Regions from separate parts of the Homo sapiens genome. Here region 1 is linked to region 2. The links are chromatin loops, found by intact Hi-C in ENCODE. Cell type or tissue: Calu3. All regions are shown on one strand. Each heading gives the region's core, and the rest is flanking DNA. Links, peaks and the distances in the headings are about the cores only.

Evidence for each region. Peaks named below come from ENCODE experiments on the same cell type or tissue, not always from the same donor. Only the 100,000 strongest peaks of a DNase experiment are listed, where the experiment ranks them.
Region 1: a loop joins it to region 2, with 2.1 times the contacts of the local background. A loop is called at or near these places in 2 of 110 quality-filtered maps.

Annotation. Positions count from the first base shown.
Region 1 is chr12:67,877,083-67,893,003 of GRCh38, reverse strand. No RefSeq gene overlaps it. Among named protein-coding and RNA genes, the nearest start is that of LINC01479, 44 kb to the left of the region's middle. RefSeq lists enhancers at 15,233-15,733, 15,734-15,921. In Calu3, for the core only: no CTCF peak of the experiment used is centred there; no DNase peak of the experiment used is centred there.
Region 2 is chr12:67,740,038-67,755,958 of GRCh38, reverse strand. No RefSeq gene overlaps it. Among named protein-coding and RNA genes, the nearest start is that of LINC02421, 19 kb to the right of the region's middle. In Calu3, for the core only: no CTCF peak of the experiment used is centred there; DNase peaks (open chromatin) are centred at 7,208, 7,648 and 7,948.

The sequences.
Region 1 (15,921 bases), core at 3,216-11,215, 140 kb before region 2:
TCAATGACTTTGGGGGCATAACATTCTAAAGTCACTTTTTAATTACTCTGAGAAGGAGAGCTGAGATTTCTCAAGCAGAAGGCAAAGGAAGAACCAAGCTCCTGGGCTGACATTCTTTTGTGCTTGAAAACACCAGCTTGCTAAATTTGGTTGCTGTTTCCTTTTTTAGTGGGATAATATAAAAGTCTGAATGTCTCATGCAGAGAAATAGCATAACCAAAGGCAATGCCTATTTGGATTTCTTTTCCTAGAGTCCACTCTCTGTTGCCACTTCAGATTTGATTTCTCACTTATAAAGAATAATTATGGGGTAAAATGGATTATAAATTTCCTTAACACAAAGCAGAATTGAATATTTAGTACCAAAAAATGCAACAGCTGCCTATGTGCATTTTTATCCTAAGAATATGATGAGCAGAAACAGGAATGGATATGTTTTAAGTAAACAGCCTATGTTCAGAAGGGACCTTGGTGCAGGGAATAAAATAGAGCCTTGGTCCAACTGAGCTCTATAATCAGCAAAGCCGCCACCATCTGTCAGGGTTGGTCTCCTCTCCCTCGGGCTCTGGCACCCGGGGCCCAGCTGACAGACGGGCATCATTAGCTGGCTGGTGCACTAGGTCACCCCACTGAGACAGGTCACCTTGTGTCTTTGGGGTGTTTTATTCCCCCCTGCTCCCAATTTTGATCCTGAGAAAGGAAAATTGAATTTTAGTCTTTAGATTAAATGATGACAGTATGCAATCTGTCAACTTCTTGCTGGTAGCCAAGCAGGTTTGTTAAATTAGACAAGAAAGGGAAAATATGATCCAGCCTCCTCTTCCTTCAGTCCTCCAGGATCAGAAGCAGGCGAACCCTGTCTGTGTACAGCCCATTAAAATGCAAACACCTCAAAGATGCTTCTTTTCTTTGCCCTGTGGATTAATGAGCAGGCATGGAGATGTCTATTATTTGGGCTACAGTGCAGAAGAAATGAGGGAAACTGACACGAAAGGAGAAACAAAGGAAGAGCCTCAACATGATGTGATAGTGAGTTGTGGCAGGGTCCACTCAGGAAACCACTTAGCACAAAGAGAAAAAGCCACAGGCACACTCTGCCCTCAAGCCCCTAAATTTTAAAATCAGTCATCTGTTTTAGCACTTCATTCAGTTGCACAGACTTCCTTTCACAGCTTTTTCACGGATTTCTCCCCCTGTTAACATGCCCAACATTGCGAGCCCTGCACATCTTCCACTTTCTCTAGAGGCAGCTGTCAAATGCTATTCTCCTCCACTGAAGGATGCCCCCAGCCCTGGCTTCTTGACCCTTGTGCTGAATTCCCTTTCTTCTCTGTCTTATCTTGGTTTCTGAGGGCTTTCTCATGAGTGACGGTGACCTAGTTCCAGACCTCACTTTAGATAAGTTCTGGAGAGAAGTTTTTATTAGTCAAATCTCAATGTAATCAATATTCTCTTCTGAGATAACTCAATTAATTCTCTTAATAAGGGAATACAAGTTTTGGACAGGGATCTAATTACAAATTCAGCTGCATTTTAATGTAGAAGATGAAGGATGGTTGTTTCAGCCCAAAGAAAAATGATAATCTAGATTTCACTTACATAAAGAATAGCTTCCAGTTTTGTCCTTTCTTCAGGAAATTGATCCAAACTGTCGACACTGTGAATCATCCTGCAAAATGGGTGGATTTTAGTTTATAGATCTTAAAGCTTTTTAAACCATGGATATGTTTTAGAAATAGCACACAATTCTATGAGGACTCAGCCTTTTCTGCCAATTACTCAAAGAGGGGCTCAGCAATGTTACAAAATGCAATGTAATGTTACAAAAATGCTGGAGGAAATCATATAAAGATGCAGACTGGGGCCTCTACAAACCTCGTCTTTGAAATCCCAGTGCTCACATCCTTCTACACAGACTGGTTCAACTTCCTCTCTGTCGCCTTCCAATGTTTATTTCAGACCTGAAGCCATGCACTCAAATTTTCCAGTCTTGTCTCTACTCCTCTCCAGTGTAGCATATAACCTCATCTTCAACTTTTCTGAGATGCTAGAGGCTTTTAGACATTTACCCTCTTCAAAGCCCTGCTCAGACATGCAAATGCCTATGCACTTGTCTCCACCTCCTTTCTAGCCCTCAGTGGAAGAGGTGACGCTTTTCCTTCCCTCCTCTTGCCCCATCCTCACAGTCCTTCCTTAAGGACTGGGGTCTTCACTTATTTTCTCTCTCTGTTAACCATACTTTCTGCTAGCTCCCTCCTCTCCGTCAATAAATGTGTTCTATTCTTACCTGTCTTCAATTTCCACCATCCTCCTGTGTCCACTCTAGTGATTCCTCTTCATTGAAAAAACAAAGGTTTATACTTGCTGTTTAGAATTTTATTTAGACTTCCTCAGTTCCCACTCATTTTTCTTTTTTTCTTTCTTTCTTTTTTTTTTTTTTTTTGTGACAGGGTTGCAGGCTGGAGTGTAGTGGCACAATCACAGCTCACTGCAACCTCCGCTTTCTGGGTTCAAGCAGTTCTCCCTGCCTCAGCCTCCTAAGTAGCTGGAATTACAGGTACCCACTGCAACACCCAGCTAATTTTTGTATTTTTTAGTAGAGACGAGGTTTCGCCATGGTGGCCAGGCTGGTCTTGAACTCCTGACTTCAGGTGATCTGCCCACCTCGGCCTCCCTTTTCCAACTCTCCATGTGGATTCCACCTTCCTGAGACCCTCTGGCAATGGTCATCATTGACCTGGGAATTTCGAAATAGAAAGGATTTGGGGAGTAGGCGGTCATTGCTTTCCTTGATCCCAGCTGAACAGCTTTTGAAACTGCAGCACACTGAGATCAGTGTGGATACAGCTTGCTCTGCATATCAGTGTGCTAAATGCAGAGGCAGTTCAGAGTCCAAAGGCTAACTCAGACTTCCTTAGCTACATCTCTTTAGGCAACTTACTATTATTCAAGCTACAAATTATTATTGCTATGTTATTAATGTTACAAAAAGCTAACATGGATTGAGGATTTACAGTGAGTTGGAAAGGGCTAGTTCTTTGTATGATTATCTCCTTTAATTCTGACAGCAACTCTAAAAGATGGCTATTGTTGTTCCCATTTATTTTTATTTATTTTTTTTGAGGCTCTGTTGCCCAATCTGGAGTACAGTGGCACGATCTTGGCTCACCGCAACCTCTGCCTCCTGGGTTCAAGCAATTCTAGTGCCTCAGCCTCCCTGGCAGCTGAGACTACAGGTGCACACCACCACACTTGGCTATTTTTTTGTATTTTTTTAGTAGAGATGGGGCTTCACCATGTTGGCCAGGCTGATCTCAAACTCCTGGCCTCAAGTGATCCGCCCTCCTGGGCCTCCCAAAGTGCTGGGGTTACAGGCATGAGCCACCACGACCAGCCCGTTGTTCTTCCATGTTACAAACAAACTTAGCCAGGTGCAGTGGCTCATGCCTGTGATCCCAAAACTTTGGGAGGCTGAGGCAGACGGATCACCTGAGGACGGAGTTCGAGACCAGCTTGAACAACATGGAGAAACCCCGCCTCTACTAGAAATACAAAATTGGCCGGGCGTGGTGGTGGATGCCTATGGAGGCTGAGGCAGGAGAATTGCTTGAACTTGGGAGGTGGAGGTTGCAGTGAGCTGAGATCGTGCCATTACACTCCAGCCTGGGCAACAAGAGCAAAACTCTGTCTTAAAACAAACAAACAAACAAAACAAAACAAAAGAAAAAGCAGCAGAAAAGTTAAACAATTGACCCTTTTAAACACACAGCTAGTAAGTCAAAGAAACAGCATTCTTAACCCCTATCTTGTACTTAACTCTCTTTAAGCTCCCATTTACTCAGAGTGGTATATGAGATAAAACACAAGTTCCTGTCCCAGATAGGCATTTCCTTCTTAATGTCCCCAAACACAAACATGTAGTATGTCCCAAATCACAAGCATGACTTTTCCCTACTCTTCCATGATTCTCTATCTTGGTTAATGGACAAAATCCCAGTCTCCAGGAGCCTAAGAATCCATCTAGAGTCCTTTCTTTCCCTGATTCCCCCACTTTCTGCTGATACCCATCTCCTTCATGGTTTTCTAGACTCCTTCTCCCCATGCTCAGGGCTCCCTGTGCAGCTTAGGCCCTCATCACCTCTCTACTATTGTGCTGGCTTCTCTACCACGGCCCTTGTTGGGTCTGATGTTGCTCTAATCGATCATCCACACTGCTTCCAGAGGAGTTTTCCAAAATACAGATAGGATCATGTCCTTATTAATTATCTTTAAACAAGACACAGAGCTTAAGTCACCTGCCCAAGCTCTAAAAAGGAAGAGTCAGAGTTTGGCTTCAAATCCAGAAGGTCTGGATCAAAAGCCTATACTCTTAACCACTTCACTGGCAGTACCTTCCAGAAAATGAAAGGATAATTTCACCCCTGTTCCTCTCACTGCCTGCTCTTTCTGCCAAGGACTTTCTCACAACTTCCACAGCAACGTTTTGCCTCTACCTAGTTTTGGCTTAAAGTTAGTCAGAATCACGCAACCCTAAAGTAATACACCAAATCCATGAATTTTTCTTGAGCTCTTTCTTGCCCAAGTCTTCATACACACCCAGGGACACCCCAGATCAGTGCAGGAGATTTTCCGAAAAAACACTAATTTGTCAAGTTCAACAAGCTCAATGTTACTTTTGAAAGAAAAACATCTTGAAAATGTAAACCCTCTGAGACTGATATCCAACTCTTAATTTTTCTCTATTGAAGGCATCACAGATCATTTATTGATCTTTTTCGAAAAGTAAAATAAGAAAAATGTATGTGTCAATTGAGTAAATAGTTTTAAGGTTAGATTGAAGCTGTAAATCAGGGTTTGGAAAAATAGTTGTGCCTATGGTTACTTTTTGTATGGGTTCATGAATTTTTTATTTGTTCTTTTCAATAACACTGTATAAGGTAGAAATTGTATCCCCCCCTTTTATGAATGTGAATCCTGAGGCTCAACCAACTTGCATTAAGTCATCTTGTTGGATGGTGGTGAAAGGGAAACACAAACTCAACCTTCTGACATTAAGGTGCATGTTGTTCCCGCTCTCCTGCCTCTCAAAGATCTGAAAATACTTTTCTAAATACACTTTTTATTTTGGAATCACTTTAGATTTCTGGAAAAGTTGCAAAGATAGTACAGAGAGTTCTTGAATACCCCTAACCTAGTTTCCTCAGTGCTAACATTGTACATAACCACATTACAGTCATCAAAATTATGAGGTTAACATTTATACATTACTATTAACTAAACTCCAGTCCTTGTGCAAATTTCAACTGCTTTTTACTAATAATCTTTATCTGTTCTAGGATCCAATTCAGGACACTCCCTTACATTCAGTCATCATGCCGTGTCTTCTCTGGTCTGTGACATTTTCTCTGTCTTTCCTTGTTTGTCATTACCTTGACTGTTTTAAAGAGTACTGTTTCAGTATTTTGTGGATGTTGAAAATAATTTTTTGATACTCAAAAATTTCATTTATCTGTTTAAGGCAAAAGTATATCTATACCTATTTGATTTTTGTGGACATATTTCAGGAAGCAGATGCAGATTTCCTGGTTGTTTTAGTTTTGTTTGTTTATTTGTTGTTGTTTTTACCTGAAAATGATGGCACATTTCTTCTTGACACCATCAGGGACACAGAACTTTTATCAACACTGTGTTTACCTTGTAATGCCTATCCTCAGATGAACTGTGTTCCCAGATCATTGGATCCTTGAGGTCTAAAATAGTAACTGAACAGAAGAGGTGATGAATATACATGCAAAATGAAGAGAGGGGAACATTTCACAGAGAGATAGAATAGTAGCCAACCAAAATGGACATAAAGTTTCAAGAAACAAAAGTTAATTACTATGGCAGAAATCAGGTTAAAAGAACTTTAGGTATAATGGATTACATTGTGTTGTACTAGGGTTGATAACTCTTTATTGCCGGTTACGTTGGGCTTGAGGAATATTGAAGGCAAGATTCTGGTGTTTCACTTCATGTAGTAAAATCTTATAAAATATAATGATAAAGATCACAGCACCCTTCCCAGTACCTGACACACATTAGGTACTTGGTAAATGCAAATATCTTTGTAGAGAATGCTTATCTAACACTTACTATGTGCCAGGTACTCTTCCAATGCTTTATATACATTAACTCATTAAATCCTTACCACTACCCATTTTGCAGTGGAGGAATTGAGCTTCAGAGACGTTAAGTGAGTTGTCCAAGGTCACACACGGCATAGCTGGGATTTGAAATCTGGGCAGTTGGGAACCATATGCATCCTTTTAACTGTGATACTCCACTGCTTCCTTGTAATCCATGAAGAACAACATGAGGAGTTAGCATTGCACTTATTTTCAAGATGACTGAATTTAAAATAACTTAACCTTTTATGTTGGAACTATTTCTAAGATACATCAATTGTCTTCCTAACACAGATCGCATATTTTCTGATATTAGAGGGTTATGAAATATGAACACCAAATCTGTGTTTTGCTTAATTATTTTTATTTTACTCTACGCAGAATGGTCCCACACTGAGAAAATGTTCATGAATTTTTTTTTCCTGCCATTTTGATTTATCCATTTCTTTTATCATTGTCAGTTCTGTCATTTCTTGCCACTTTCAGTTGCCTGACTTGGACAGCATCCTTTTTATCTCTTTGCAACAACTATTTCCATTTTGCTATTAGAATTGTATCTTAAATAAAATAAATAGATACTGGGGAGTGCTCTAAGGCCCTTTTCTGTGAGTTCAGAGCATAAGAGAGAGGGTTCAGTTTGTAAGTATTTCAGTTGCTTACCCTTCACTTAGCTGCTTTGCTTATTTCCTTGGCTCAACTCCTAATCATTGAGATCACTTCTGGATAAGTGAACTAATATATCACACGTTTTGAACACAATGACTTAAAATAGTTAATCAGTTACCACTGGTTATTTTATCTCCTCAATCACATTACTAAAAGACATGCCATTCAAGGCAAAAAATAAATTGGCTGTTTATCTTCTAAAAAGAATGCAAATGTGACTCATTATATCATTTAAAGCCCGATTTCCATCATCTGGGAATTGGGGCACAGTGGTTTATCTTTAGTTTAACAGAGAAATTTTCTCCTGTGGTGAATGCTCTTAATGATTCCTGGCATCTGAGGGTTTAGGGTCGGATGTGGGTTGTTTCTTAGGAGGTATTTGGTTCCTCAAGTGGCATATGAGGATGTAATCCCTGACTGACACCATTTCCCTTCCTTATACCTAAATCCTTACAGTGAAACCACACGGTTATTTTCTCTTTGTCTTCCCCAACACTAGAATTATTTCAAGCATTTTTAGATGGATGGAGTTTTTGTTCCTGGCTCGTTCTAGTGGAAACAGAGAAGTCCTCTGTCTGGGCAGAGTTGGGGCCAAATTGAGCAGGAAGCTCAGCTGCTATGTCAGACCCAGCTGAATTTGGGAGATAGTTGCTGGATGCGAACCAAGGTGTTTGTAACTACCAAATCTTTCATGATCTTTGGTACTGCTTGCCTCTGTGACATCTCAAAGCGTCCACATAGGGAAGGAGGCCCAACTAAGTACTATGGGGAAATTTCACAGGGGGAAAATAATGGTTTCCATAGCTTAGAATTTTTTCACAAGGGCACTCAACAAACCTGAAACAGGTCACTCATAGTTCCAAGTGGGAGACTGTTCAATGATGAAGAGTTACTTGACTCTCAGGTTGTAAATATAACACTCAAAACTTGTGATTTATTGATCTCACGCCTGGTGACTATTTTATCCTTCTGTAAATGGAACCAAAGTGCTATTAAGTAGTCTTAGTACATCAATAATACATGTCCCTATTAATTATGTGGTTAGTGAACTTTCAGTGTGAGACGTCATCTGAGTTTATCAAGTAACAATTATGTAGAACTTAAAAAGAAATCCCCATTTCAATTCTTTAAGATTATATACTTTATATCCTTTAACAACATCTAAATTCTTCCCAAGTTGGATAAACACATTATCAGATTCATTCTCTAACCACATTTAACTAATTTACTTCCAACCCCACCACCATTACCTTGCAGACCACATAGTCAAAGAGGTGTTCAATTTTGACACTGAGTTACAGGCAAGGTAGTTTCCTGATGGGTGAATTATTAATATTCAAGATAAATCAGGTTACCAGGCAACTTTCCAAGCACGACTTTTTACAGCAATAGCAAATGTAACTGGAGCTTTCCAGAAATGAATCGTGGTCCAACCTATTACCCATCAACTCTTCCTGGTTTTATGTGTGATAGAACACAGCCATGAAATCTGAACTCCATTTTTGAGGTAGTTATTGAAACACCAGTTATTTCTAAGAATAGCAGTGACCATATATTAATAGCCAATTAAGGCATTAGTCTCTGCTCACTGCTTGCTTCCAACTTATTCCTCGGTCAGCCTGGAGAACTGGGTTGTATTTGAATAACAACGAGAGGAAAAGGTCCTGCTGCTATTTTTTTTTCTCAGCAGCTGACTCTGGGTGACAAAATGAATTTTTCTCACAAAACCCCAGAATATAAAGCTGCCAAATTTCTCCTTTTGTGGAGGTATCTGAATAAGAAATGTGGAAGATGGCAATTTTCTAAGAACAACTGGCTTAAGAAATAAAAAAAGTCAGATTCTCTAATTGATAAATGAAAAAAACACTTGTTTAAAATACTGCCCTACAATTGGTTCTTTTTACTTTCTCCTCCTTCCATCTTTGAGAATTTTTCTTCTCTTATCGTCCTACTAACACCCATTCACTTCTCACCTTTCTTCAGGTTCCAAAAGAGATTTACCTCATTATCAGGTATTTCACTCTGCTTTGTCCTTACCAATGGAGTCATCAGTTAAGGGTTTTATCCAGAGTGACCAACACAGTGCCTGGTTTCACTGTCCCCTTGCTGATGGAAGGAGAAGCCATTTAGTCACCAGATTACAGCTGAGGATAAGCAGGGGTAAGAAGGAGCAAGGATGTCCCCTTCCGTAGCCAGCTCTCATGGACTGCATTGGCTCATGTCCTTCCTGAAAAGAGTCTCAGGCAGTGAAGGGAGGCTGGAAGGAAGAAAAAGTGAGAGAATGAGGAGAATTGTCATTGCCACCATGTACTGAGGGCCTATTTGAAATCAGGATCTTCCTTCATATTAGCTCATTTAATTCCCACAACAACCCTGCAAAGGATTATCATCCTTCTTTTAATGATGGAACTTGTGAGGCTCAAAGAGTCTAAGCAACTTGTACTGGATTCCCAGTTGGTAAATTGCAGAGCCAGAATTTGAAACCAGATCTGTGTCACCCAATGCTTGATCTGCTTCCCATCCTTCTAGTATGGAGCCCCCACAGAGGCAAGAGGGAGGGCAGATCAAGGTCCTCGGGTGCCCCTACTCCCTGCCTTCCTCACCATGGAGTCTCAGTGATTGAGATTTCCTGTGTCCCCAGCCAAGGTGTCAGTGAAATCACTGGGTTCTCAGCTGCTACTTTCCTTAGGGGAGACAAAGCACTTGTCCTCCCAAACAGTACCATCACTCTACCTAGAAGGTGTTGATATTCATCTATAAAGATGACTTGGTTACTCACTGCCAACCAAATATTTTTAACAAGCATTTTTTTTGGGGGGCGGGGGGGTGGGGAAATATGGTTAATAAATCAGAATTGGTCCTGCTACAATTTTCAAGCTTCTATTTAATATATGAGATGACTGATACACAATTACAATAAATATAATTCCAATTAAAATTAATACAGCTACCATTCATTGAGTATAAACTATGATCCAGAAACTCATATATCATTTCTAATTACTCCTAACAACATGGTGAAGTAGATGTTGTATCTCCACTTTACAGATGAGAAAATAGAGTATCAGGGGAATTAAGGAAATGCCCAAAGTTAAACAACAAGAAAGTAGCTGGGAAGTGACTGGAAATCATGTCTGTGTGTACCCAGACCACGCATTTTCCACTCCATCACAGCTGCTCCTTCTCCATGCTGGCCAGGTTGGAGGGAAGCCTGGCAAATCTGCCTTGAGTGTGTATGCCTTCAAGCAATCACATTCCTGTCCATGATTTAGTTGAATAATTTAATCCCTGTTTCATTCTCACACTAGGTTTGATTGCAAACTGTCTTGTCCTCCTTGCTTAATATTAATAAACTTTCAATAGTTTCCCATTCCCAAGAAAATAGATTACAAATACTGTTTTGGAAATGTAACAGGCCTCCACAATCTGACCTCAGCCTGCTTTCCAGCCTGTTCCTCGTCACCTTTTTACTAAACCTCTGCTCCGATGGAATGGGTTCACTTTCTTTATGAAATATACCAGGTGCTTGCTCACTGCCCTGTTTTTACCAAGTTCATTCCACCTGTCTTAAAATCTGCTGCTTACCTCCCTATTGAACCCAGCTCAAATTTCACTTTCTAAATGATCTGGAAAATCCAGATTAAAATACTTGCATTTACCCTCTACTTTAACAGTATTTGTTATTAATTCAACAGTAATTGTTGGTCCATTTGCCAACTGATGTATATGACTTAAAGACATGTCTACTTCAGCATCTTGATACACTATTTAAATCTTAGAATGCTCTTTAACTTTTAAAATTTGAGTGGTCCGAGAGGAATCTACTCCTATACCCTTTGTATCAACTGTGCAGTACAAAATATGTTGCATGGCATAGAGCAGGAACTGAAGATCCTTGTCCTGGTTTCTTTAACAACACTGTAATGTGGCACAAGGCATCAAGGTATGTTTCTGGAATAATGTGACAGTATTAGCAAGGATAACCCCCTGTTGACCATCTGACCTGGATAAAAGCCAGTTATTTCATTTACTAATGAAAGTGCTTTCATTTAACCTGAAAGAATGAGAATGGAAAAAATGAAAAGAGACAAGATGTAACCCTGAAGAATGAAAATGAAATTTGACTTGGAAATGAGTGATCCTTTCATGTATTTCATTTGTTTATATCCTGTCATTTTCACATAAGTCTAGTATTTTAGAGTGTGTAACTAAAAGAGTCAGGAAAAAGAATGTTAAATTAAAATGACTGTTTTACACTTTGGTAATTCTCATTAATTCTTTCCCTGAAAACGTATCTTACCTTCGGGAACAGAAAGGAGTGACAGGGCACCACAGCAAGATAGTAACTATAAACAAACTGGGCTTTAAGGTTTGTTTCTCACCTGCTTGTGAGTCAGTGGTGGAAAAAGTGTTTCCAGAGCTGGAGGATGCTCACCTTACTTGCCTGGGCCTGTTTATAATCATGACTCTATGACCCAAAAGCATCTTCATCTTGGATAAATAATTGAGACAGGGAAAAGAATGAACCCACTGGAAAAAAAGGAGGGAAAAATAGTCCTTCCCACAGACTATCACATTCCTTTAGGCCCCTTTCTCTGGAAAATGAGAAGAAGAAGCCTCATAGACAAGAATGTTAATTATAATTATTACCTAACATAACAAATCTTTCATGACAAGGGCCAAAGCTGTTAGATATTAATACCAAAACTGTTTCATTTTAGTACAAATTACTTTCCTGTTCCCTTTGACAAATGCCTCAATTTTCATCTCAAGGTTGCTCTTCGAAGGAACATGTAATTATCTGGTCTTGTTTACAGCAACAAAGGTCAGGTTCTTTAGTAGATATTAATAACCACTTTGCTGAGAGCATTCTTCCAGCTCACCCCACATGCTGAGCTTTGCCCTGATTTCAACCTTGTGAAATTTTCATGGTGCCCATTCTGTACCCTACCAACTTTTTATGATTCTATATCTATGGTGATAACTGCTTTCAGCCAAATTTCCTTTTATTAAACCAAATAATTATGCATTAGACAGCACCTTGCTCTCTTAGGGTTAGCAGAGTCTGGTGAAGTGATATGGAAAAGTTTATCTGATTTATTGGACCTCTCAAGACTTGGAGAACCGCAAGGGCATGACAAGGAAGTTACAGTGATTCAAGAAGATCATGGTGGTGGTGTCATTTCTGAGGTCAGGTTCAAACTAGCAAAGTAGAAAATTGACATCATTCTGAATAAAAAGAGTATAACACCAAAATAATTTTGCCTCAACTACTTGGCCATTTTAGATCCAAAGTGGGACTGGGTATTACTTCAATTTTGTATCTCCGTTAATATTTATAAACTTGTAATAATCGCTAATACTTATGTTCTAAACACTGTTCAATTGTGTACCAATTCTAGGATGTAGATACTATTGTCCCCATTCTCCAGATGGAAAATGAAGACATAGAGTTAAGTAACTGCCCCAGGCCATGCAGCTAACAGGTCACAGAAATGGGATTTGAACTCAGGCAGTCTGACTTCAGATGTGAAGGGCTTAACCACAAGTTGCTTCTGCCTTTCCAGCCTACTCCTTGAGTGTGCCAGCCCCTAAGACAGAGGACTCCAGCAAGGAGAAAATCTTGGCCAAATTGTACTTCCTTTTGGGTCAATTTTCCCTAAGTAGGGGCACAGTTTGTGATTGGTCCAATATCTGTGCTGTAGGAAGTCTGAGAGTTCTGTTCTACACCCACCTTTGAAGGGGTCAGATTAATTCCCTGAGGAAAGAAGGGATCACTTCTCCAAAGCCCTATGAAGTAGAAATTATTATAGCTATTCCTCTTTTACAGATGAACAACTCAGAAGAGTAAACTAAGTTACCTAAGGCCACATAGTTAAGAAGACACAAAACGGGGTAAAAGGCACTTCACTTTATCATTCTTTGTGTAACCCTGGATTCCTTCCATCAAAACAACACACAACTCAAAAGATACTGGCACATTATCAGACTCCCATTCAGTCACATTAGTCATTAGTCCAGCCCATCATTATGTCCTAAGAATGTGTCTCCCAGGGCAAGGCCACTCAGGTTTGCAGGCTTCCGTTCAATCTTGCCATGTTCCAAAAACAGGAGTGATCTCCGCAAACGAAGCTTCACCCTTTCAGGCATCTGTTACCACTGAGCTAAGCGACAATGATATCTCTTGCTCTGAGCCTCTTTTGAGGTGTTAATGTAATATTGGATTTCCCTGACTTCATAACCCATTTATTCCTTTATCCTCAGCTACTATTTTTCCATCCTTCATTAAAAACCTTTGCAAGGAGCGTTAGCGTTGTTGCTGTGCTGTTTAGATTGCAGGCAGCAATAGCAGTCTAGTGTATGCCTCCCCTCAGTCCACTCCCATTCAGATGGGGTAAGGATACATACATACATACATACATACATACATACATACATACATACATACATAATGGGTTACATAGGTGCAGCAATAGTGGATCCCCAGGCAACATAACTGTATCCACTGTTAAGCTCAGTTTTGCCAAATGGGGTGAAGGCACAATCCATCCCCCTTAAGCCTGTCAGGCCTTTAGAAATTCTGACATAAGGTTTAAAAACATAGTGACAGTTTCTTGCTTAGGAATCATCCTTGCTTCCAGCACTTGTTGCAGCCCTGGTCCCAGAACCACTGCATCAAATACAGGAGAAAAGAGAGAAAGAGACGTTGTGGAGAAGAAAGAAAACATCATAATCATTATGCCAGTGTACTCCTCCCTTCGCAGAAATTACATAGTTTTTCCAGCATGCTTCCACATCCCCTCTTCCCCAGATCAACCAGAAAAAGATAGGAAATTTTAGTGGCGACACTCCTTTAGTCTCCCTCATGTTGGGTGTGAGCACAACCTCATGAAGGCGTGTAAACCAGCCTCTTGTGCTTTTATCCTTCCCCATTTTAGACAACCAATGTTTTAATTGCCTGTTCCACTTCTCCTATCAAAAAATCATTATTCTGAGGAGGAGATCTTTTTGCCCATTGTTGAACATTGTTGGCTGCATAGTGTATTCCTTAGTCTGAAGAAATAACAGTTGGCTGACCAAATCCGAGCAATATCTTCTGTTCTATTTTTGTTATTGTTGTTGTTAGTGGCACTCTGAGTATTTGCATCTTCCACCAGGTAAGGAAAACCCACTCCAGAATCAGTGTCTCCTCCTGTCAAGAACCATTTGTAGCCTCCCAGGGCTAACAGCATCGGTCTCACTCACCAGCTGTGTCCAGGGCCTTCCCATCATGAAATCTGTCCCATAGCCATCTGCAGTCTCTGTCTCACTTGCTGAGTAACAGAACAGTTCTTACTGGCATCGTGTTCCAGAGAGGGTGCGAAAGGAACATGCCTAGATCCGGCCCCTCCTTACACTTCTGCAGGTCCCCCATATCCACTCATTTCATGGACTCAGGTGGCCACCTCAAGGGAGCACACAAGGATATCTGCTTGTTGATTCCAGTCACCTTCCCACCCTGGAAGGAGGCTCTTCCAATGTACATCTACACAGCCCACCTTAAGGCACCTTTCATATTTCCAGAGGGCCAAGCTCCATATGAGCATCCCTTTAAAAGGCCAGGTTTCTACTGCCCTTCTGTGTGACCATGTGTGGCCAGGCCATTGGCCACTGCCCACAAGCCAGTAAAAACCCAAACACAGGGGCTTTTACCACTGTCCAATTACTTCATCAGTGTTAGGAAGGCGGCATGCAATTTAGCTCACTGAGCTGATTCGTTTTTACGTTGTTCAACCAGAGTGCCATCCTTTTAATTAGGATGTTGTCCATTCCCCTTGGAACTGCCATCCACACACCAAGCAGCTCTTTGTTGGTCAGTCAAGAGCTGTAGTCAAGAGCTATAGGGCACTATCCAAGTGTCCATAGAATCCAGCAGCTCCTCACACAGTTCCAGAGTCAGTCCTAGGGGAAAAGATGTTCCCTGCTCTTGAGTGTCTGTTCTTTGAATTCCCTAGGTAGCATGGCCCTGTATAAATCATCTCCATTTTACTATGGAACTCTTCTGGGAACCACTATCCCTAATAGAGTGTTTCCCTGACATCACCAAGACAGCATGCATATTCCAGATTTCAAGATCATGTTATGTCCTTCAGTCACAGGGATAGCTTCAGTTAAAGTTCTATTGCAAGGCTGTAAATGCCCCTCAAGTGGAAATTATCAAAGTCCAAAGTCCTTGTAGTTATCATTGAGAGGCCCTCAAAGGCTTTTGCCGTAAGTCCTAGTAACTGTTCCACAAAGAACTAGCAAATGGAGAATTTGTCCCTACGAGCACTTCAGCTTCTATTATATACTGTGCGGGCTTAGGGTGTCTTACTGGTTCCCATTTAGCATGTTTAATATTGCTCAGAGGGCAGATTTTTATGCCTTCTCTTTTACAATATTAGGTAGAGGGGACATCCCCCAGTCAGATAAAATATCCCATTGCTATTAAAAAGGAGATGCAAATTACTTTACTTACAGCCTGTTTAAATATTCCAAATTTCACTATGCTACCAACTCTTACATTTTTTTTTCTTTTTTTTTTTTTTTGAGACGGAGTCTTGCTCTGTCACCCAGGCTGGAGTGCAGTGGCTTGATCTTGGCTCACTGCAAGCTCCACCTCCCGGGTTCATGCCATTCTCCTGTCTCAGCCTCCCAAGTAGCTGGGACTACAGGCACCTACCACCACACCCTGCTAATTTTTTGTATTTTTAGTAGAGACGGGGTTTCACCGTGTTAGCCAGGGTGGTCTCGATCTCCTGACCTCGTGATCCACCCACCTCAGCCTCCCAAAGTGCTGGGATTACAGGCGTGATCCACCACGCCCGGCCAACCCTTACATTTTTATGTTCAAGTCGCGTGACCTCTTCTCCACCCCCAGACTACCTTCTCTTGGGCAAAAGGCTTTGGGTCCTTAGCAGCAGGTTGAGCCAAATGTCCCTGGCCTTTTTGTCAATCTTTCTGAATTAACCTGCCTCAACATTGCTCCAAGCTATTGTTGGTCAGCTTTCTCATTGTAATCTTTGCCTTCTGACTTTTAAAATTTCCCCAAACTGGGGTAAATACAGCA
Region 2 (15,921 bases), core at 3,450-11,449:
GATACAGAGACTCAAAACCACAGCTCTCTGCATCTCCTGAGAAGCCTTTCAGAAAGGTGTTTTCTTCAAAGAGAAGAATTTAGGATTAGGTTTTCTATCTCTAGTTTTCATGAGACCCCAGTGCATGACACAATTCACTCTTTGGTGAATAACCCCATGGAGGGCAGAGCAGACCAAATAAGAAAAGAAAAGAAATGAAGATTAGCTAGAAGACACTGCATCTGTAATGGGATAAATCAACCAGTCCCCTTTTCTTCTCCTTTTGGTTCTTCAGGTATGTAATTATTATTTCTTATCCACAGACTCAATATGCCTTTTTCCAGAACATGTAATCTTAAGTTGACTTAATAAAACTATACTTTTGATCTCAAATCTTCTTAAAAGTTGGGTTTCAGTTCACTAACCACTTCAGGGGATTCACAGAGGTCTATGCCACAGTCAGTCGTAATTAGGAACTGACTTGGGCAACAACTGGAATCAGGACCTTTTTTTAAAAAAAAAGTATTTCCCCTGAACAAAGAGAAGTTCCTCCTTTGGTGAAATGCATCTTTGTAGAACTAATGGCTAATTTCTTGTTTTCTTAAAGGGCGTTTTATCTCCTCCCTGGAATCTCGATCAGAGAAGTAGGGTTTCTTCCCCACCTCATTCTCCCCTCACCCCAGACACACACACACTTGCTTTCAAATTCTTTGCTGCTGAAGGTGTCCCTTTGGCACACACACAAGGAGAGAACAGCCTCTCCAAGCATATCTTTTAAAGTGAGAGGAGCAGGGTCGGCAACTGCAACCACAGCAAACAGTCTACATCAAGAGTGCACAGTCTTGCCTCATAGGTGAGAATTCAGGCCAATTCAAATATTTCCAAAACACCTCTCAGAGCCAAACGCTCAGCCCCGTGCACTTAGGCAGCAAACACTGCAGTCCTCAACTCGGGGATGCAGTCCTCCCTGTTCACGTTTGATTAGGTTCACCTAAGAATATTGACACTCCCGATTTCAAGTTACTACTAGATCTAGTCTCTGAGATTTGCAGAACTCCATACCATAGCTGTCATTGGATGAAGTCTGTACTAAACTCTTAATAATAATCATTAATGTTTAATAGAACCAAACAACGTACAAGTTGCTTTTACATCCACTGTATCTGGTGCATAGTAGGCACTGTGAAATGAGAAATGGATGAATGCAAAATGACGTGATTTTTAAGAGATTAAAATGACCTACCAATGCTGAGGAAAAGGGGGATGATGAGAAGTCTCCCTGGTGTTAGAGTGAGCTTCACTTTCCAGAAGAAATTTCCAAACATCTATAGTTATGACAGCGTTCCATCTAAATTTCCAAAACAGTTCCCACTTTGATTAATGTGCCTTCTTGTTGCCGTAAATACCCTTGTACTTGCCATATTGGGTACCTTGTATTCTTAGTTTATAGTCAGCATAATTCAGACTTGCTGTGATTTTTGCTGCACAACCAGGCCTCTTAAACATAAAAAGCAGTCCTAGGTCACTCTCAGTTTCTGGGCTGCAAGCATACTACACATATATATGTATGTGTGTATGTGTGTGTGTGTATTGTGTGTGTATGAAGAATGCCAAATCAAAGTTACAAAAGTTGTGAGATGATTTATACATCAGCATTAAACAATTGAATACCTTGAAGCCCTCCAAAATACAGTGTAATATGATTGTGCTATTCACGTGAAATTTGTATAATTCTGTGTGTGCGCACACACACACACACTCACCCTCTTTGGATGGTGTGGTTTGTTACTGGGTCACCAGTTTAATGATATATAAACATCTTTTGGTCTTGTCCTTGGATCCCCATAGTTCTGGCTGGCTAGAAGTTCATTTGGATATCATATTAAACACCTAAATGGGGGATGCTGTATTGATACTAAATGCCCTTCTGGCTGCCAGGTGAAAGGCCTTAGGGTGCATGCTAATAAACCAGCCCTGAAGATTAGTACAGGTTCCGAGTAAACTGTTCTGCCTAAGAGGAGACAGCACATTCCCAGAAACAGACTGGGAGCATTGTCTGAGCTCTGTCCTTTGCTGTCCTTGCTTTGAGCTCACAGTTTAGGAAGAGCTGGGAAAAGCCCTGTGGCCTGGAAACAATTTCATAGGCTGAATCATTTTTAAAACTAACTGGAGAGTTGTTAGAACCTCCATTATGGGCTCTCTTTTCCACAGTACCTTCAAAGGGAGCGATAGGTAAAGCACAAACAGAATCAGCTTTCAAAAGTTCCCTGGCTTCCCACCTGCTGCTGCTGCGGGCTTCCTGTGGGAAAAGGGAACCGCTGGCCTGTGGGAGAGGAATCAGCTATTTCTCAAAGCCACTGGGAGAGCACTTTTCAAAGGCAAAAGGAAATCTTCCCATGAAGCTGTTAGTTACCAAGCCCGCACTGAGCAAGACAGTGGTGGTGAGTTTTAGGGATGTTTTAAAGCATAGGAAGGGAGAGTTTTACTTCTATGTCTGTTAGCATTCATAATCTGTGTCCTCACAGGCCCTATTCCTGGGGCATCAGTACTTACAAGTGTTAGGATAAAAAGATTTTTGGTCAGGCACATTGGCTCACACCTGTAATCCGACACTTTGGGAGGCTGAGGCGGGTGGATCACCTGAGGTCAGGAGTTTGAGACCAGCCTGGCCAACATGATGAAACCCCACCTCTACTAAAAATACAAAAATTAGCCAGGTGTGGTGGTGCACACCTGTAATCCCAGCTACTCAGGAGGCTGAGGCAGGAAAATCGCTTGAACCTGGGAGGTAGAGGTTGCAGTGAGCCAAGATCATACCACTGCACTCCAGCCTGGGCAACAGAGCGAGACTCTGTCACCAAAAAAAAAAAAGATTTTCTACTAAATTAAGGAACAGAAATATAACATGGCACGCAACAGGTTAAAATAAGACTTAGGAACTCCTGTATGTTCCTTCTCTCCTACCACCCTCCATGAATGCAGGGATTGGTGCTGGCTTTATGAAATATCTTTCCTCTATTAGGATTGCCACCTCTCCCCTCTGACTCTGTCCTTATCGATAGCTGTCCAGGGTCTGGGTCACTTCATTTGGTATAGCCTTGGGTCAACTTATTTAATTACCCCATATTTATTTTAGTGATTAAACCATGGAGAGAGTGGAAAGCAAGGGATACTGAGAGTTTAAATATTGTTTCAGCTCCATAGAGGCAGACATCACTGAAAAGTCTGAAAATGTTATATTAGCCATGCAGTCAGTATCTGTGAGCTTTCTCTCATATGTCTACTCACAGCATTGAGGAGTACATAAAATTGCTAGGTAACTAACAATAATAACAGTTTTTATTGAGCACTCGTATGTGCAAGGGAAGGTGTTAAATGCTTTTTATACATTATTTAATTCAGTCAACTCCTGAGAGGCTCGCATTATTTCTTCCCCTTTTGCAGATGAAAAACTGAGGCTTAGAAAGGACAAGTGACTTGTCCAAGGTCACACAGGAGTGTGACTCAAGATTCAGACTCACACTGCTTAACTCTAAAGACAAAGATGAGAGAGAGGGAAATATGTGCTGAAATTCTTACGGCATTTGTCACCTATTCCAGTCATCTGAGACTTAACATAGTCTAAAATGTGTCAGTTATCATTTCAAGTTTTATAATCACATTAAGATTGCAAATTCCTTGAGGTCAAAGACCGAGTTTTCTACTTCTTTATATTCTTCAGAGTCCCTAACATAGCAATTTGTACAAAACAAGCAACTAATAAATATGTACGTTAATAAATCTAAAAGAGGGGAGTTAAATTATTATCGTGAGTTGAAGAAAAAAATGAGCCTACTAAGATAAAAGAGGATGAAGATGAGGATTTGTCTTCCCCATTTTCCAGGATATGGGTCATTTTAAAAAGACAAATTCTGGGTCTCTCTCAAGCTCCAAAGGAGGGAACTATCCCAGGTTAATTAACTTTCTGAAATAGCTACCTTGAAAAGGAGGAGGGCAGTGGAAGCCTCCAACAGCCTCCTGAATATGTCCATGGGAAATGATTCCAGCAAAGCTCCAATGTAAATCAAGCTCGGCTCCCCAAAGCCCCAGATTCATACAATTTCAGAGGCTCATCCCTTTAATCTTTCTGCTGTCTCTTGAGGGCTTATAACTTCCGCAGTGGCTGGAGGGCCGAAGGAGTCACAGAAGCTCAGCCCTGATGCAAAAGTAAGCAGAAAGAGACTGTGAGCCATCAGGAGTGAGCAAGATAAGCAGCAGTATCCTCTAAGCAAAAACCCCCAGGCAGACATGCCAAGGACCAAGGTCCCAGAAAGTTTATAGATTCCAACAGGGTTGGAAAGAGAAGCACCCTTACAGCACAGCCTCAAAGAAAGCCGAGCAAAAGGGCCATGCTGTTCTCATCACAAGAGGGCTGTGTTGTCTACAGTCTCCTTTTGAGAAGTGTGTCTCCCATATGTGCACACGCACTGCATGCACACAGCTGCCCTAACTGTACTCAACTCTCTCTTTTTTGTCTACATCAAAGTACGCAGCTGTGATTCTTTTAAACAACACTGGACTCTAGGTGACCATCATGCTTCCTGGGGGCAGCTGCACACAAGTCAGTATAAAGCGGAGAAAGTAACACCAGTAGGTTAAGGTGAGTAAAATCCCCCCTCTCTTTGGTCTTCTGATAATTCAGCAGTAACTGTCACCTAGGTTTTGGTATTTCTCCTTCATACGTACAAGTAGCATGTGTTACTCTTTAAGACAAAATTCTGGGGATGAGGGGAGAGATATTCTCTTTTCAACATTTGTCTGGTGCCATTTCTGTATATGATCTGTGACTAAAGCCCAGTCCTGTGGCTGGGTAAGTGTCCTAAGGCTGGGCCCTCAGGACACCACTTCCCTCCCAGACCTACATCCTAGCCAGCAGGGTCTCCGCCAGCAGTGCACATCTGTGAATGTGGCCCAGGGAGGAGAGGGTTGCCCTTCCAAATGCTGCCTTTGTGGACAGCTCGCCACTCCTCTTGGGTGATGCCAAAGCCTGCCACTGAGCTCAAGTTTCCCCCACTGCAATATGAAACACTGCCTTTAGGTGCCTGGTGCTGTGTCTGCTGTTTTGAAAATGAAAATATTTGCTTCTAACTCCATCTACCATCTGTTTGTAACCTTTACGCCTATCCATATGCCAGCTTGAAACTGCCACTGTAGCCTTTGGGTCTCCCTGGACTTTCACAACAGACTAGACACCATATCCTCTTAGAATGGTTTGGACAGCCAAGAGCCATTGTCATGAGCTGTTCACCACCACAAGCACAGTCTACTTTTTTAAAGGGCTGCAGTTGTGTGTCACTTCCAAGCTACCATGGGGAGGACCAAGAAAGAGAAACAAAGGATTAGAAAGTAAAATATGAGAACATAACAAACCTATGGAATTCACTACATCTTTCAGAACATTACTGGCTAGACTAAAAAAAAAATTGTGCATGCTATCAAAGAAAGTAAATGGAAAAAGTAATACCAAATTTGTTTGATATTTCAAGATAACAGTGACACAGCAAAAGAGGAAGACCCTATTTAAGAAGTGGTACAACCCATGGGAATTTAAAAACAGGTGAGGATATGTAATATTTGACAACACTATCTCCAAGAAGAAACAAGACTCTAAGCAATGCAATAATGATATTGTTTCGGATGTGAATAAAGTAGGTCTAGCCTAAATGCAGGTGTCACACGCAAATATTCACTTGTGGGTAGTAGGCATCTTAGCAATGAGAACAATAGGAGATGTTTAGTTCTGGCATAGATAGAGGTCCCTGGTTGCCAAGCTAGTTGTTCATGATCATTACTTATTATTTCTTGCTTACCAAGAAAATTATCAAAATATGAGTTTGCTCTGTGATTTAGTCAGGGTTTGCCAGAGAGACAGAACCAATAGGATATGTATATATATAGAAAGAGGGGAAAATGAACTTATTAGGGGAATTAGTTCACTTGATTATGGAGGCTGAGAAGTCCCATGATAGGCTGTCAGCGAGCTGGAGAATGAAGGAAGCCAGCAGTGTGCTCAGTCCAAGTCTGAAGACCTTAGAACCAAGGAAGACAATGGTGTAAATCTCAGTTCAAGGCGAAAGGTCCAAGAGCCCAAGGGTCCACTGGTGTGAGTGCTGGGGTCCAAAGATGGGAGAATCTGGGGTCTAACCTCCATGGGCAGGAGAATATGGGCATCCTGGCTCTGGAAGAGAGAGTAAGAAGTCATCCTTCCCCTCCCATTTTGTTCCATCTAGGCCCTCAGCCAACTGGAGAGTGCCTACTCACATTGAAGGTGGATATTCTCCACTCAGCCCACTGACTTACATGCCAGTCTCCTCTGCAAACGTCCTCACACCTCGGGCAGCCCAATCATTTAACCAAACTCCAAGTCACCTGGCTTTGAGGAACAAGTTCAGTGCCTACTGAAGTAGTAAGAATAAATAATGTTTTGCCAGCTATCTGGGTGTCCCTTAATCTGGTCAAGTTGATACCCAAAACCAACCATCACACCCTGGCACAAAGCAAGCTGGGACCTCAATACCCTGTGTCACTGGGGAGGACTTAAGAGTTTTAAGTCTAGATTTGATGGGGCAGTACTGAAAGAGAGAAGGGACTAATGACTAATCCAGTCAACCCTTCATGAGCAACTGAATTGTCAGAGGTACAATGTAGAGAGGGCATGAAATGTGCAGATGGAATTCAGCAACCCTGGTGCAGAGGAGTCCGTGGTAGGAATCCAGGAATCAAGTAACAAACAAATATAGCAAGTGGCACCACATTTCTAGGCATATAAAGAAATAATAACACCTAGAATTTGTAAACAATTTGCTAAGCTCAGGGCTAAGGGCGTCACAAATCTTGTGAAGCTAGCCAGTGAGAGAGGTACTATTTTTATCCCCCATTTCTAGATGGATAAATTGCAGTTCAGAAATTGTAACCCCATTGGTACTTGCCAGGTAGGGATATAAACCAAAGCTCAAGCGTTTCACCCTGTACAGTCTGATTCTTCAACCTTCACCCCACCCCTTCCACATTAGATACCTGCAATACAGTTAGGAATGGTTTTTACTGGTCTTAGTCAATCATGGTGATTCATTAACCAGTGGTGGTTCAGGAACTTAGACCAGTCAGCATCTAGCCTTTCCCTACTAAAATTATTGATTCAAGAAGAGCATATGACTTAAATTGGTCCAAGGAAATGAACAGGAAGAACTTGGGCTCCAAAGATCAGTGAGAAATGTTGATTTTCCCTCTGGAAGTGAACAGAGAAGCACATGACACCAATTGTTACTCAAAGCAACCATACTACTAAGTAGAGCATTTACCTTAGGATGAAGTCTTCTTTGTGGATTGCTGTGTGGAGAGACAGAGGGACCATTGTTTATTGATGACATAATTAAGCAGGAGGATCAACAAGATTTGTGGCTGTCCTACCTCTGGATTTTGTTTTGTATGAGCCAAGAAATATCCTATCTGTTTAAATTGCTTTGAATTGAGTCACCATTTCCTGCAACTGAAAACACTGTAACCAATATCTACTCCATGGGACCTCCTCAGAAAAACAAGGGAGGAGTAATACAAACCCATATAGATGATATCCTTCATGTGAGCCATTCCTTAATACGCCCTTTCATAGATGAGAAGGGCAAAGTCCAGCAAAGTTGAGTAATTTGTCTTAGGTGACACAGCTAGTAATTGTTAAGGCTGGACTTTGTTCCTCTGAGTATCTGACACCAAAGTCTGTATGCTTTCCAATATGCACAATGAAAATCTTGGCCAGTAATGAAAGGTATGCAGATCATATTCCAGTCCCATGCAGAAGTTAGTCAAAGGTTCACTGAAGATAAAGTCTAATAAGTAATCTGGTTTTCACAGCAGAATGCCAGTCACAGCAAGGGACTTGTGTGCTGGGCAGAGAGAGCCTCTTGTATGGCTGGGCCAACATGGCAGGAGAAGGGAAAGGCTGTGATTCAGAGGCTAATCCCCAGCACATTGGACACTTGGTGGAAGGCCAAGCGTGACCTTCAGACTCTACCAGCTGCTGTGTGTGAGGCTACTGATCACCCTTCCTGCCCTGGTCAGGCCTGGCTCAGCCACCAGTGGGGAGCAGAGCAGCTCAAATGAAACATCTGGAAAAGACAGAAGATGGTAAAAAGAAAAAAGGAGAAAGAAAAAAAAAGGGAGGAGAGTGAATCCATAGATATTAGGAACATAGTGATTATGAATATAATAAAAAGTGACTCCAAACTCTTGGCTTATCAGGATGTACCAGTCCTCTCTTGCCAATACTGTACTATGTGCAAGTTTTGATTACCTGTTTCGAGGTGAGTTTTTACATATATTATTTTCCTAAAACTGGTTGCCATTCTGTCCTAATTTCTTGCTCAAAATTTATATTTGCATCTGAAAACTCAAAGTACCATGGCACCTGGCTACCTTTCCCAATCTGTTCCTGTTCCAGAGCTGCACATATGGCTGCTGACGTTGAAGACAGCACTTTATTTTAGGGGGTGCCAGTCACATGGCTTCCCCTCGAATGGTGCAGTGTACAATCTGCACAACCATACCCAGTAGTCTTGCCTGGTTCTCTTAGTTCCTTATGCAAAATTGGTCTAAAACTTTTTAAATGTCATGTTTTTGCCAGATGTGGTGGCTCATGCCTGTAATCTCAGTGCTTTGGGAGACAAAGATGGGAGGATCACTTGAGGCCAGAGTTCAAGACCAGCCTGGGTAACATAGCCAGGTCCACCCTCTGCCTTCCCACCCCCACCCCCACGCCCATCTTTACACAATCTTTTAAAAAATTAGCTGGACATGGTGGCACATACTTGTAATCCCAGTTACTCAGAAGACTGAGGTGAGAAGATCACTTGGGCACAGGAGTTCAAGGTTAGAGTGAGCTATAATCAGGCCACTGCACTCCAGCCCGGGCAACAAAGTGAGACTCTATCTCTAAAATAAATAAATTTTAATTTTAAAAAATTGTGTTTGTGCCTATTTTTACTGTTACATATGAGATAGGTTGGCTGATAGTTGCCACAGTTCCTCAAGCAGCCAAGTGGAAAGGAAAATGTTCTGGCTTTAGTTTCAAACAAATGTAGGCTGGAATGCTGGGTCTGCCACCTACTAGCTAGTTGGCCATGGCTAGGTTAACCAACTGAGCTACTGTTTCACTATCTATAAAATGGGAATAATATCAGCCTCATAGTATTAACAGAAGGATATGTACTAAATGAGAAAATTATGTCAATATATATTTTTGAAGTTCCTGGCATAGTGTCTGCAACGGAAGAGATTCTCAATAAATATTAATTCCCTTATTGAATTTCAATGTCAATTTCAGTCCCTTTTCCTGGCAGGGGATAAACTTAGTCCAGCAGATGTCTGTATCCTAAGTGAGGAGTACAAACATTTTGCATTTTGCATTTTGCAAATTGCGTCCGTTGAGAAGTTCTTTGTTGGGGGAAGAGGGAGAGAAATTCTTTGGTCAAACATCTAAAAAGTACTGCATTCTATACCTGCTCTTAAAGATTCTCATTGCTCATTTGCATATTGAAAGACTTGAAAAATCTCACTACAAATAATTTAAATGTTTTACAACATATTTCTCTAATTTGATCACAAATTGTTTTTTACATTAGACAAATTAATATCTCATTAATGTGTTCCACAGAACATACATTGGGAAGTGTTGGGTTAGGGCTAGAAGCTAGGGAAGTTGGATATCATCAGGGTAAAGATTGGTGTGACCAAAAGATGACACTAACCAGATGGGTAACAGATGGGCACAAAGTTCTTTGGCAAAGCAGAATCATATAAGGGACTAAGGTTATGACTTAGTAAATGTATATTATTCCCTCTGAGCAAAACAGGAGGAGTGTGAGGAAGGAGATGGATGAAAGAGGACAAAAAGGAAGAACAAAAGCATCCATCACTATATCAAGCATTTATTGAGCAACTACTATGTGAGGGATGTAGAGATGAATAGCATTGTCCCTGCATTAAGGAAATAAGGAAAACAGAGTAAAGAGAAACAGACAGAGAAGGGCCATAGGTAACGAAAGATAATAGATTTAAAAGAAGGAAAGAAGATATACTCAAAGAAAACTTTGTCAAGATGTACAGGTGGAAAAGATTCCAGTCTGTTCTGCCTCACAAAAGCTGGCTGGGCACCCAATCTTTAAGAACATGGCAATGAATTGATTATATCTTTTTTTAAAGTGAATTCTGCAAAAGATTACAATTTTGTTTAAGAAAAATTAACCATAACTAAGTAATTATATTAGAAATTTTCAGTTATTAAAGTGGGCAGCAAATTCTCCGAAAGCAATAATGAAATAGAAAAATATCAATTAATGTTCATGATACATTTCTGAAGCAAATATGTATAGGCCCTAAAACAGCTTACACATGATTCTAAAACTAGAGAAGATCTAAAACTCTTCAAGTATGCCATTGGAATATGCATTGCATTCTGTCATCTCATTTGCAAAAAAAAATGTGAACAAATTATCTTCTGTGAAGGAAGATGAAGGAAGGAAAAATAAATGGAAAATTAGAAGCTGCACTCAGAGGCAAGCTCAGCACCTGGGAGGCAAGCTTTGGAAACTCTGAAACATGAGTGTTCTTGGAATACTGGAGATTGTAATTGCCTTCTGCCTGCCTGTCCTTCTCCCTCCTCTCCACCAACATGTACCTTTGGTTTATCTCCAGCTCACTGACCTTCTTTATTCTTAGAAAAGGAACGTCTCAGGTATAGGGTTTGATACAGTTTGGGTATTTGTCACCGCCCCCAAATCTCATGTTAAAATGTAATTCCCACTTGAACCTGGGAGGCAGAGGTTGCAGTGAACCGAGATCAAGCCACTGCACTCCAGCCTGGGCGACAGAGCAAGACTCTGTCTCAAAAAAAAAAAAAAAAAAATGTAATCCTAATGTTGGAGGTGGAGCCTGGTAGAAGGTGTTTGGATTACTGGGGTGGATCCCTCACAGTATGGTGCTGTCTTCATGATAGTGAGTGAGTTCTCATGAGATCTGGTCATTTAAAGGGTGTGGCACTTACCCTCCTACACTCCTCTCTCTCTCTCTCCCTCTCTCCTGCTTTTGCCATATGAAGTGCCTGCTCCTGCTTCACCTTCCGCCATGATTGTAGGCTTCCTGAGGCTCCTCTAGAAGCCAAGCAGATGTTGGCACCATGCTTTCTATCCAGACTGCACAACTGTGAGCCAATTAAACCTCTTCTCTTTATAAGTTACTCAATCTCAGGTATTTCTTTATAGCAATGCAAGAATGGCCTGATACAGGGTTTTACCTCCTAAATATTATTTTCCCTTATGCTGATTTTTGTATTGGGTTAGCCCCTCCTTTCTGCTTTCATACATTCATTTTTCAGCAAATATTTATTTAAATGAGTTCATACCACACACTGTGCTTTGAGTGTGGGGGCACTCAGGGCATCTGCTAATCCCTCCAGCTTTATTGAAATAAGATTTATTTTCTTTTCTCAGTCATCATAGATTTTATAGGTTTTTATTTTGCATCTTGAAAAATATATATGATGTTTTTACTACCTCAGGAAAAGAAAAAGACACACTGATAAATTGTGTGTCACAATGACTGTGGCCGGTTCCACTGACTACCATGCTTCAGATTCTGCCACTTTTTTGACAGGTGTAATGTGTTCCCTGTCTGCGTTGTTGGGATTTTATTGGTGGGACTATTATAACTTGGTGTGGGGGAGGGTGCCATTTCTCCTCTTTCTTCTGTTTCATTCCAGCATGAGAGTTCGTGCACAGAGGCAATAGTTGAATCCATAGATTCAATGACTTGCCCAGAAGGAGCACACAGCAGGGAATGGCAAACTTTCTGCAAAGGACCAGAGAGTAAATATTTTTGGTTTTGTGAGACATAGAATTTCTGTCACATCTAGTCAGTCCTGCCATTGTAAGGCAAGAGCAGCCACAGCCAATACACAAACAAATGAGTGTGACTGTGTCCCAGTAAAACTTCTTTAATGGACACAAATTTGAATTTCATATAATTTTCCCATGTCACAAAACATTATCATTTATTCTTTGATTCTTTTCTGTAAAAACCATTATTAGCTCATAGGCTATAGAAAAGCAGGTGAGGGGGTCTGATTTGGCCCACAGGCAGTAATTTACCCATACCTGTTCTAGTGGAAAGAGAATAATCTCAGTGTGTGATCAGTGTGTGAATATCATCTGTGTCACCTACCAGTCAGGTCCATGGGAACTAATCTAATATATTTGGGCCTTTATTTTCTTATCTGAAAATGGAAATAATAAGTTTGACCTTACCTGATAGTTATAAAGAGGTTAAATGAGACTAGCAATACAAGTAAGGTATTTTCTAGGAATAAAAGAGGCTGATGTGCTGGCTGGAGGTGAGCTGAAGGAACACACTGGTGGGAGGAAGGACAAAGACATCAGGAAACACCGTTCCTTGCCTGCAATGTAACAGTTGCTTACCTAATGACAGCTGTTATTCTTCTTCTTCTTACTATTATTCAAAGAATAATAGAGAAAGAGAAGTAACAAGTAACAACAGATTCAGAGGAAGGAAAAGAAAGAAGAGCTAGAAAAATAAAGTAAGAAATAGTGACAGAGAGAGGAGGAAACAGCCATGAGAGCCTATTGTTCCAAAATCTTCCCCTTGCTCTGATCTCCCTCCCAAACCTCAGAAATGGGTTTTCCAATGCCCTCGATATATTCACCACTGTATCCTGCTGGCATCTCAAATTGAGCATGACCCAAGTGAATTTATCTCCCTCTAATCTTAACTTTCCTTTTCTCCAACAGTTTCCATTTCTATTAATAATAACCTCCAAGCTTCAAACAGCTAGGTCGTATTTGATTCCTCTTTCATTTTTACTCCTAGTCTTTTTGAGTTTACTTTGAAATGTTTCTAAGGTCCATATTCTCCTAGTCTTGACACTCACAATGTCTCCTTAGACTCTCTTGGTAATCTGCTGTCCATGGCAACCCTGCCATCCAGCTCTCAACATCCTAATTTCACCTCCAATACATCTTACCTACAGTTTACCCATAGGGGATTGTCCCAGTCAGAACTAAGGCACTGTGCTGTGTCCCCATCACTGCAGAATATGCCCTCCTTAATCAGAGGATCTGATCCTCCAGGATCTGCCCCAATAGCCAATCTGATGTGATTTCCAACAAAACTCCTAACTACTCCATCTGTACCTCAATTCCTTGGTATCTGCTGTTTCCTCCATCTGGAATGCCCTCTTAATTGTATTTCTAAATCCTGGGAATTCCTCAAGGCCTAATGTAAACACTTCCTTGCCCAGCAAGCCTTCAGCTGAAAGTGATTATTGCCTCCTGTGAATGTCTACAGCGTTTGTTTATCTGTATTTCTTTCCTGTCAGTCATCATTTGCTATCTTTGTGTTAAGTGTGCATATGTTTTATCATTTGTAAAAGACCAGTGGTTGTCAAATGGAGACAATTTTGTCCCCCAGGGAATATTTAGTAAGGTCTGAAGATGGTTTTGGTTGCTACAACTCAAGACGGGGGGTACTACTGGCAGCCGGTAGGTAGAGGCGAGGGTAGCTGCTAAAGATCCTACAATGCACAGAAACCCCCCACAACAAAGAAATGACAACAGTGTGAGGTTGAGAAACCCTGGACCAGACTCTAGGTCAGCAGGCCCCAACGTTTTGGCACCAGGGACCAGTTTCATCAAAGACAATTTTTCCACAGACCAGGAAGCGGGGGATGGTTTCAGGATGATTCAAGTGCATTACATTTGTTGTGCACTTTATTTCTATTATTATTATAGTGTAATATATAATGAAATAATTATACAACTCACCGCAATGTAGAGTCAGTGAGACCCCTGAGCTTGTTTTTCTGCAACTAGACGGTCCCATCTGGTGGGTGATGGGAGACAGTGGCAGATCATCAGGTGCTAGATTATCATAAGGAGTGTGCAATCTAGAACCCCCGCACGCACAGTTTACAATAGGGTTCGTGCTTCTATGAAAATCTAGTGCCACCGCTGATCTGATGGGAGGCAGAGCTCAGGCAGTAATGCGAACCATGGGGAGCAGCTGTAAATACAGATGAAGCTTTGCTTGCTTGCCCACTGCTCACCGCCTGCTGTGAGCCCCAGTCCCTAACAGGCCACAGACCTGCACCCATCCACAGCCCAGGGATTGGGGACCTCTGCTCTAAGCTATTGAAGAAAGGCGTCCATAACCGATTCCCTTGTGTTTCCTACAGTTCCTAACTCAGTCCTACATATGGTCATTGACGAATACATATTTGTTGAATTAATGAAACAATAAGAATTTTTAAAGAAAACATACAGTCCTGAGGGATAACACATCCTATCCGTTTCCAGTGGTATATGGGTGTATGTGTACAGTATATCTTCTTCATTGCAGATGAGGAGCCAGGGCTTTCCAATATCTGCACATTTTCATCATCTCGCTTGGTGCAGAAAGTACAATTGACTGCCACAGAGGGTCTCCTGAGCATTGTTAGTGGATGATTCAGGTTTTGAACACGTCTTTCAAAATGATGATTCTTGTATAAAACATGTAAAATGATGCTTCATTTTCTTCTAGCATTTTAGCATTCTAGGCAAATAGCTTGATTCTGAGTGAGTTGCATGATTTTAAGCAAAACAAGGTCCTGACACCATGCAAAGCTGGCCTCTCTCCTTCAGCAAGGCATGCAGTTCAGACATCCCAGAAAGACTCACCTTTTGAAGACTTTCAAAGATTATGTTTCTGAGGTTACCATTAACTCGCATATTGTTTAAATAACCATCTATGTTTTTTTAAAAAAAAATCCTTGCTTGGTTTTTTCCTAACTTAACACTCACTGGTGTTTAAACCTGCTTTTTAAAAATCTGCTCTGAGAAATAGAGACTCATTCATGGTAATATAATACAAATAATAGTAACAAATAACAACAAATTCCTTTGGATTTATAAAGCACTTTCTACCATATGTTTGCTTTCCCATGTACTGAATGAACAATGCATCACCCCTGCGGTGCCAGAGCTGCTCCAGACTCATCCATTTTCCTCCCCTCTATTGTTTCTTGGCACTTTCTCCACAGTGGGAACCAGAAAAATAAGAGGAGATCTTTACCAGTCATTTTTGCTAAATCCTGGTTTTAAGTAATGGTTAATTTCAGATTTGTTGATAACCTAGGGACTGCTTAACTTCTTACCCATTAACTTAAAAAAACTGCAAGCTGTTGGTAATCACACTTAAACCCAATTATATCTTGAAAAAATCTGAATTTGTTAAATAATTTTTCAGCTCCCAGATCTCATTTATTTCCTATCAAATCATTTCCCAAGTATTTTTTACATTTCACAGGAAGTAACATGTTTACATTGGTATTTCTAATATAGGATATGATATTAAAAAGTAAAATATAGGCTGGGCGCGGTGGCTCATGCCTGTAATCCCAGCACTTTGGGAGGCCAAGACAGGCGGATCACGAGGTCAGGAGTTCAAGACCAGCCTGGCCAACATAGTGAAACCCAGTCTCTACTAAAAATACAAAAAATTAGCCGGGCGTGGTGGTGGGTGCCTGTAATCCCAGCTACTCAGGAGGCTGAGGCAAGAGATTCACTTGAACCTGGGAGGCCGAGGTTGCAGTGAGCCGAGATCGTGCCACTGCATTCCAGCCCAGGCAACAGCGCGAGATTTCATCTCAAAAAAAAAAAAAAAAAAAAAAAGTAAAATAATTCCATGATTCACATATTTTAAAAGTTTTTAATGCAAGAAGGATTAAGTCTCTATAAGAATTTCTAACCCATGTCTTCATAAAACTATGAATTGTGTATACCATTATTGCAGTTTGCCTATGAAAATATAAGTAAAATTAATATAAATTAAAGATAATTTTCAGTATCTTGGTGACCT